Linked DNA regions of Homo sapiens: all the other regions are linked to region 3. A link is a contact called in ENCODE Hi-C or POLR2A ChIA-PET data. All regions are on one chromosome and are shown on one strand. Each heading gives the region's core, a stretch centred on a gene start or an enhancer-like site at or near the end of the contact. The rest is flanking DNA. Distances are from core to core; before and after follow the strand shown.

Region 1 (2,700 bases), core at 190-2,689, 240 kb after region 3:
CACAGCTGTCTTACAAATAATCTCTATGAATTTTGAAAACTTTGTGTTAAAAAATAAAGAATACTGTGAATTACTTGTGCATTGATAGCAGACGTTGATAGCAGAGAGAATCACTTACTTATTTAAAAAAGTCGATGGCAGCCGGGTACTGTGGCTTACACCTGTAATCCCAGAACTTTGGCAGACCGAGGCGGGCAGATCACAAGACCAGGAGTTCGAGACCAGCATGGTGAAACCCCGTCCCTACTAAAAATACAAAAAATTAGCTGGGCATGGTGGCATGTTCTTGCAGTCCCAGCTACTCTGGAGGCTGAGGCAGGAGAATTGCTTGAACCTGGCAGGCAGAGGTTGCAGTGAGCCGAGATCACGCTACTGCACTCCAGTCTGGGCGACAGAGTGAGACTCCATCTCAAAAAAAAAAAAAAAAAAAAAAGGAGATAGCAATTGGGACAATTAGAAAGGGAATTCCCCCTTCCTTGTCTTTAGTTTGAAAAAGAAAAAGTAAGCATATATACTGTTGTACATTTACAGGGAACTAATCTCTTTAGCTGCTTTACCTTGAGTAAGCCTCATAACAATCTGAGGAGGAAGATATTTTGCTCCTTTCTAATTGCGTGACCTTGAGCAAGTTCCTTCAGCCCTCAGTGACTCGGCTTCCACACCTATAAAATGCGGACAATAGTACTACCCATATTTTGGTTTGTTGGAAAGATAAAATGAGATAATATATGTAAAATCCATAGATCAATGTCTGGTACAAAGTAGAAGCTCAATGATAGACATGTTGGCATTATCATTGCTGCTATTTTTTTATAATTGTTATTTTATAGATCTGAAAGCTAAGTCTCAGAGCACTCAAGGATCTTGCTGAAGGTTGCACAGCTAATAAGTGACAGATCCATAATTCCACTCCAGATCCATCTGATACCAAAGTTGATGCTTTTAAATCACCCATCCCTTTATCCTGTCTCCCAGCCATCTATACACAGGCACCATGTGATTACAAACACAGCACTGTAAATACTCCTCACTTACTCAAACGAAGAGTCCTTTCTTATTAATGAAGAGCTAGCCCATTTACCCTTTCTGTCTGTGGGTGAGCAGCTTAGATCACTCCCTCGGGGGAGCAATGACTGAGCCATCCTAACCCTCCTTTGTCTCACTTAACAGCCTTCCTTCTCCTCACTGTACCTTCTCAATGTTGATAAATCAAAGAAATGTCAACAAAATGAAAAGACTAAATAAACATTTTCTGTAAGGGTCATATGAGAGGGGAATTTTCTTTTTCATCAAATATTTGATAACATCTTGGACTTTTTGATGTTCCTTTCTCATACTTGGGACTGAATGAAAGTGTATGAGTCATAGACATGACCAAGGGAGGAAAAGCAAATGAGTCACTTGCCCGTTTGGACCTTCCGGCCTGGATGCTCCCTGGGATCAGCATCCCCAGAGGGCTGGTCTGGCCCATCCCACCTGCTGCAGCTGCCGGCTGAATGGGAAAGGGATTTCCTCAGGAGACACTGGGACTCCTGGAAAACAAGTGAGTCAGGAAAAGTGAAAAACATCAGAGCCTCAAGGAGTTGCCCTGTAACTCTTCCAAAAACCATTTTCTGCTATCAGTTTAGAGGTTTCTCATCCACATTTCGTCACTTCCCACTCCTGGATGTACTCCTGCTATAAGCTAATCACTCCTTAAATGCAGACACACACTTCAAAGAGTTGCCATCCATCGTCCTCTCCTCCCCATTAATGCAAGCTACAAGTGCTTGGACTCATGCATCCTTCGACAGATAAATCTCTGTTTCCTTTACTCTTTTTATTGCTCTATTGGAATCTGTCCAGCCTGTATCCTTCTGGTACCAAAGTGCCCCTGGTTGAAGCCCATACTGCTGGACTTAGTCTCTGGGAGTTGAAGGGAGAAGAATTGCAGTGTCCCTCAGCCCACTGTGCTACAGACCTTTTGAAACTTCCTCTCAGTCAGCTGGTCAGTGAATCACATTTAAAACCCAAGCTCACTGTCCACTTCTTTTCAATGGGTCTCTCTCTCAGAGTGTCATTTTTCTATGTTCACCCTGTTTTTCTCAGTGAGGACTTTGGTGCCTGGAAGCCATGAGTTTGAATTCCTACATCCTCTATTATTTTGCTTATAGACCTTGCCAAGTTTGTCGATCCATCTGAGACTCAGTTTCCCCATCTTGGCAAGGAGATAATTCCCATTTCTGGGTGTTGAGTGAGGATTTGGGGCTGGGTAAGACAGCCAAGAGCATTCAGGTGCTCTTCATTCGGCCTCTCTCAACCCGCATGATCCAATGACTTATTTTTCCCCAGGGGCAATCCCCTTACCCCTCACCACCAAAAGTGATTTTGTGACAATTTTCCACTCATTTTTTGTCACAGGAGGTCTCTCTATATTTTTTCCTCCATCTTCGCCAGGATTATAATTCTGCTGATAGCCAATTCTGAATCATCAGCAAATTATGTCAGCAGTTTATTCCCCTCATCCAAATACACAATAAAAATGTAAAACAAAAGTTCTTCTGTAGCTTGTTTCACAAATGTGCTTAAAACTTCTCTCCACAGAATTTATGTCACTTGTATGTATAGTTATGCACTGCATAATGACATTTTGGTCACTGACAGACCGTGACCCCATATAATATGACGGTGACCCCACAGATATGACGGTGACCCCATAAG
Region 2 (2,850 bases), core at 51-2,550, 250 kb before region 3:
TTACCCACTTATTCCAGTTCAGGGTCACAGGTGGCCAGAGCCTGTCCCAACAATTCAGGGTGCCAGACTTGAACTAGCCCTGGGTAGGATGTCATCCCGTTGCAGGGTGCATTAACAAACACCCACATTCTCTCAGTCTGGGTCCTTGCAGACATGACAATGAACCTAACGTGCACATCTTTGGGGTGTCAGGGGGAAACCAGAGTACTGAGAGAAAATCCACCCAGAGATGGGGGGAGTATGCAAACTCCATACAGACAGTAGCCTCTGCCAGAAGAGATTTTTATCCTCATCAACTTTTTAGCAAAATTGTCCAAAATGTTCAACTAAATGACATTATTGAAGGATCTGCTATACTTTACACTGGAAAAATAAAAGGCAACTAACCATTGGTTAATATACCTGACACTATATATGTATTTTTTCACTTCAGGATCTTAATCTATCACCCCTCATGGATTATACCATTAATCTGTACACATAAGCAAGGATAAATCAATTTAGCATACAGTCCACCTCTTTTAAATACCACTCATGACTTGCATAATCCAATCGACAAGTGGAAAAAGCTGGAGATGGCTGATGCCTAGTAGTCAATTAAGCCACAACATCAAAAATGTCCCAATATACTAAAAATAATGACTATGCGAAATTCTCAAATGATGTCCTTTAATTCGGATACTGGTGTGTTTGCTGCTGTTCATGTACTCAACCTTTCACTAATGAGATACTATTGTTAGGAACTACAAAAAGAGCACCATATGGATTACTCTGAAGTAGGCCTTTGGATTCGCAACTTGACCTCAGGAATCCCTCCACTGACCTATGGCCAAGTTGTGATCAAGCAATCTCTGCACTAATATTATTCCCTAGGAAAACGAAGTCTCCCCAGAAGATCTCGACCAATGTCATATGCTCTTCAATCCCCTTCAATTATTTTTTGGAATAGTTCATTTCCTCCCAGCCATTTGCTCCTAGCTCAAAACAAAACAAAACAAAAAACCTTCTGGGCCAGTGAGTACATTAACATGATGGTAAGGTTTTGAGACTTGCCAAGTGCTGAATCATGTTTATGCTTAGGTTTTGTTTCTACACCTGGTTTTGGGGGCATAAACTCCCTCTAAGAATCCTAGCTACCCTAGTCAATCCACTGGAAGACGGGATCACTGCCCAGCAAATGCCACCCACTAAGGATTCAAAGTGAAACAAGATTCTTCGAATTGAATGGAAGAAAACAAAAGCTCTTCATTCAGTAGGTGGCACTCTTTCCTTAAAAATGTTAACTCAGGCAATCATTAATACCAAAGATGTCATCTGCCCACTAATCACTTGAAAGAGAAGGCACATTAACTCTAACATCCTGTCCTAAATATAGTCTGAATCATTACTGTCTTCCTAAATAATGTCTTCCTCATTTCAATGAGATCCTGGAGTTGTTCATAAATATGCCAATTTCTTTTCACTATAGCAAAAGCTACAATTTCATAGAACCAAATAATTGCATTTACTTTAAACTGGCAGGTTTTGACTTATGACTTTTCCTGCTATATGCTTCAAAAGACATTCATCATAACTGTTTTCTAATTTTAATGATTTCAGATATAAATGACAATTTGAATGGAAATGGGGCAAAGAACTGTACTTGTAACACAAATTGTATTACTCCATTTTAAAACAAGACAGCTCTTTTTCATAGGCATGCATATGAATATTCTTTTTAAAACAACAGCTTTGACTCAATTCATCATCACTCTGACTGATACCGGACCAAAGTTATCAACCTGAAAACTTTTAAACTGAAAAATGAAAACAGACTGACAGCTAATAAAATGTGAGTTTGCCTAGCATACAGAAGAAGCAAAAAATAAAAATAAAACCCTAGTTTATCTAGTTTTCCTTAGGCATATTTCCTGGTGTCAGTACTCTGTAGGGTTCACCTCATTAACTGAAGCTCTAGGGTCCCCTTGGAGAAACCATCCCAGGTGCTGCCTTCAGCCTCCCCCACTGGCCACGTCCCCTAAAACTCAGTGTGAAGAAATCTTCCTCAGTCCTCACTCAGCAAAGAGCACTGCTATAATGGCCTCTTATCTGTTTCCCACTCTTGACTTTGAGATCCGTGAGGACGGAAATGGGTCTCAAGCTTATGTCTCCTGCCCCAGCAGAAAGCCTGGCACAAGGGTGGTAGTCAATAAATATGTACTTAATAAAATAATGGATTAATCTTTTCCCCTTGGACTTTTACTTGAGAACAAAGCCTTTGTCTTACTCATCTTTCATCCAGACTCCCAAATGCCCAGTATTTGTACATAGGAAGCTGTGAGGAAGCAATGCCTTTCCAATATGAACTTCTACGCCAGAAAGATCTCCAAGATGTAAATAAGCTTCACTGAGGCCTTTGTGTATGCCAAGTATCCACTGTTAGTCCTGGGGCACTGCAGAAAGAGGGAAGAGCTCCCACACCACTCTTGGGAAAAATGACAGCTTTCAACCCCAGGAAAAGACTAAGAGATGGTCAGTAAAGAAGCTAAGAACCATGAGTCTAGACTCATATATATTTCAGTGAAAACCTAACTTAGGAACTTACCCATGTCTATAATTTTGTTAATGGCTGTTAATTTTTCCTGTGGTAAGTAGGAATAAAATGCCTTGAAGAAAACCCTCAGAGATTCAAAGATCTTGTGGCTGGGAGGGGAGATGCAAAAGCCATGAAGTGCATCCTATTAGGGAAGCAACCCAAGAGGAAGAAAGGGAACTAGCTCAGGGGGTCAGTGAATGGGCATGTCTGGGGGGCAGTGCTGGAATTCCGAATCCAAATTTCTCACACCTAGATTCTCCTAGCTTAAGGTGGGG
Region 3 (2,899 bases), core at 392-2,891:
AATTAACTTTTAGTAAAAGCCTTCTTTTTTCATGATCATTTGAATGCCTACCATATTTATTTATATTTAGAATATTGTTGTTATATTTTATTATTGAGGAGCTAAAACAAGCATTGAAAAGACAGGGCTTGGTACCTGTTATGGAGTGAATTGTATCTTCCCCCTCCAAATTCATGTATCCTAATCTCTGATACCGCAGAATGTGACTGCATTTGAAGAGAGTCTTTAAAGAGGTAATTATTGTTAAATGGGGTCACTGGAATTATCCCGCTAGGATTACCAACGTGACTGGTGTCTTCATAAGAAGAGAGTAGGACATAGACATGTACAGAGGGAAGAGCATGTGGAGACCCAGGGAGGAGGCGATGGCCACCTACAAGCCAAGGAGAGAGGCCTCAGAAGTAGCCCACTCCTTGATCTTGGCCTTCTAGCCTCCAGAATCGTGAGACAATAAACTCCTGTTGCTAGCCTCCCAGACTGTGATACTGTGTTATGGCAGCCCTGGCAAACTAATAGAGTACCTATGATTTTGTTTATTGTGTGGGATAATCAAGGAACTGAGCCCTTTATTAAAGACTTTAAATATGCCTCTACAGTATAATGTGAGATAGGAAATCTGGATTCAAATCCTGGTCCTGCTACTTGCTCACTGTGCAATCTCAGACAAGTCACTTAACCTCACTGAACTTTGATTTTCTCAGTTGTACACATGTGGAAAATGCTATATTTAACTTGTGGGGTTGTGGAAATAACTAAAAAAACAGCATAGAGGTGCCCTCTTCCCTCACCCTCCTGTGGTGGATACTCACAGAATGGAGGGAAGGACCCTGGTGTCCTGTTTCCCAGCTGAGCACATGGAATTCTCTGGTTGCAACTTGAACAGCAACCTGAGAGATGAAACGTGAGCTAGCCCAGCACCCCACAGTTTGAGGCAGGGCGATATGGGTGCTTGCTTCCGAGCGAGGGCATCTCTGGTCCTGGATGTCCATTTGTGAGTTTACAGGCAGGGCAATTTGCCCATTCCCCAGTCATTTTCACAGCAGCTGGTGTCATAAATTACCACAATCACAAGTCCTCTCAAAGCGGGGCATTCCTGACATGGAATGAAGACCTACAGCCCCAGAGCATCTGATGAGATTGGATTTGTCAATAAGGGCAGTAGCCAGGCCCACGGGTGTTTGAGTACAAACTCTGGGGTCAGCAGCTGGGGCCACACCTTGGGAAGCTGCCCACTTTACTTAGGTTGTTTGCAGTAAAGTAGCTTCCGCAGTGGTTCTGAGGAGGAGGCTCCCGGCGCTCTCCCTAGGCGACATTCTGCTCCATGCCTGGATCTGGGCGTCCCACCCTCTCCCTGGGGTGCTGACAGTCAGAAACCCAGGCGTGTCAGGAAGAGCTCAGAGTTGGGCAAGCTCTGAGAACCATTTCAGCTCAGTGAAAGAGGCCGGTTAAGTTTTTGGTTTCAGAGGAGATACTTTCAGGGGGGTGAGAGGAAAGGGAAGAGGCCAAGATGCAAGGTCTGGCTGCCATTGGTCAGGGTCAGCCTGGGCTGTGGTGTTAAGGGGGTTTCAGCAGCCACTGTTGTTTCTGTTGCTCTGGCAACCAGAGGAGAAATACACAACGCCCAGTGCAGGTGCACAAGTGTTGAGTGCAGGCCCATTTCCTCCAATCGGCCCCAGCCAGCCCAGAGGCAGCGACCTAGGGGCTCCTCCCAGGATGGCTAGCTGAAAGTTTTGGTGTGTGGAGGCTGAAATGTGGAAACTAAATTTGAAGGGCGTTGACTACAGGGGCTGTGGGCAGCACCTGGTGGCACCCTCCCTCTCACGCAGGAAAGCCGGGCCTGGGGCTTGGATGGGTCAACTGGATCTCCTGCCTGTCCCTAGTTGGTTTTCCTGCTTCCGGTGGCTGCAGCCCCAGCAGCTACATCCTGGATCCTATTGAGGAAGCTTGGTGCTAGGTCAGACCCGTGACTTGCAGCTCCACCCTGGAGCTCTGGTGCGAAGCTGTGGCTGCCTGGGAGGGTGTGAGGGTTCCCTTATTCTGGTGCCTCCCTTTGCTGAGCTTGCAGCGACCCCCGACCCCCAAGCCACTCTGCTAGGCTCTCCCTCTGTAAAGGTCTCTGATTAACAGCCCTGGGGACTGGTAGACACAGGTTCAGATCTCCGTCCCTGACTGATTGAACTTCTTTGAGATTCTGGTTTCCTTACCCATGAAGTGGAAGTAGTCAAACCCATCTCAAAGATTTGTGAGGAAGAAGTTTCTGTGAAAATACCTAAGGCAGCACCTGACACATAGTAGGTGCTAAATAAATGGGGTCTTTGCCTCTTGCGTAAGAGCCAGAATTCAAGAGGCCTTGATTTCTGATGCATTTGCACTCTCTAAGCTGACAGCTGGGCCTATTCCCTTGCCAGGAGTTTCAGGACCAAGGCCATCCCGCAAGCCCAGTCCATCAGCACTTCCTGAAGCTCTCTCTTCTCAGTATATCCAGAAACTCTCCACTCCCACCTCTCTCACTGCTACCTTATCCCAGCTCCATCACCTCTTACCTGGATTACTGCAGCTGCCTCCAAACTAGGCTCCCTGCTTCTGTCCCTGACTGCTCAAACTCTTCCTACTCAGCAGGCATCCTGCTATGCCAGTAGTCATCAGATGGTGCCTCTCCTCTGTTCAGAGCTTGCCAGAGTCTGCCTTTCTCATTCTGGGCCCCGCTTCTATTACCTCATTTCCCACCGCTTCCCTTTACTCTTTCTACTCCTGGCCTCTTTGCTGCTTCTTCAAAGTAAGAAGCATGCTCCCAAACAGGACATTTGCACGTGCTTTTTCCTCTCCCTGGGTGTCCACTCTGATGTCCTTATGGCTCATGCTCGCTTCCTTCAGCTTTCCACTCAGCCTTCCCCTTCTG

What was found. A loop is a pair of places that touch in the nucleus more often than their neighbours do. ChIA-PET counts read pairs that join two places held with the same protein, here RNA polymerase II (POLR2A). Pooled maps may share reads with other maps.
Region 1: a loop to region 3 is called in a map of heart left ventricle, with 3 times the contacts of the local background. The contact joins two enhancer-like sites. A Hi-C loop is called at or near these places in 1 of 168 maps with a recorded cell type or tissue (heart left ventricle) and 9 of 50 pooled maps. POLR2A ChIA-PET finds 5 or more read pairs at or near these places in 1 of 52 experiments (activated B cell).
Region 2: a map with no recorded cell type shows a loop between it and region 3 (9-fold over the local background). The contact joins two enhancer-like sites. A Hi-C loop is called at or near these places in 8 of 37 single-sample maps with no recorded cell type and 6 of 50 pooled maps. POLR2A ChIA-PET finds 5 or more read pairs at or near these places in 3 of 52 experiments (GM10248, activated B cell and activated T-cell).

Annotation. Positions count from the first base shown.
Region 1 is chr5:56,349,435-56,352,134 of GRCh38, reverse strand. LOC105378977 (a long non-coding RNA gene) reads right to left here. Exons shown (of 3, transcript XR_948342.3): 3 at 1,073-1,532. Among named protein-coding and RNA genes, the nearest start is that of ANKRD55, 120 kb to the right of the region's middle. RefSeq lists an enhancer at 720-1,919. Within about 2 kb of position 1,439, at least 7 of the 41 ENCODE cell types and tissues checked have a DNase peak (open chromatin) inside an H3K27ac peak, as active enhancers do.
Region 2 is chr5:56,837,046-56,839,895 of GRCh38, reverse strand. All of the region lies in intron 1 of MAP3K1 (mitogen-activated protein kinase kinase kinase 1), which reads right to left. Among named protein-coding and RNA genes, the nearest start is that of MAP3K1, 23 kb to the right of the region's middle. Within about 2 kb of position 1,300, at least 7 of the 41 ENCODE cell types and tissues checked have a DNase peak (open chromatin) inside an H3K27ac peak, as active enhancers do.
Region 3 is chr5:56,587,798-56,590,696 of GRCh38, reverse strand. All of the region lies in intron 1 of C5orf67 (chromosome 5 putative open reading frame 67), which reads left to right. Among named protein-coding and RNA genes, the nearest start is that of C5orf67, 17 kb to the left of the region's middle. RefSeq lists enhancers at 1,428-1,687, 1,818-1,897. Within about 2 kb of position 1,641, at least 18 of the 41 ENCODE cell types and tissues checked have a DNase peak (open chromatin) inside an H3K27ac peak, as active enhancers do.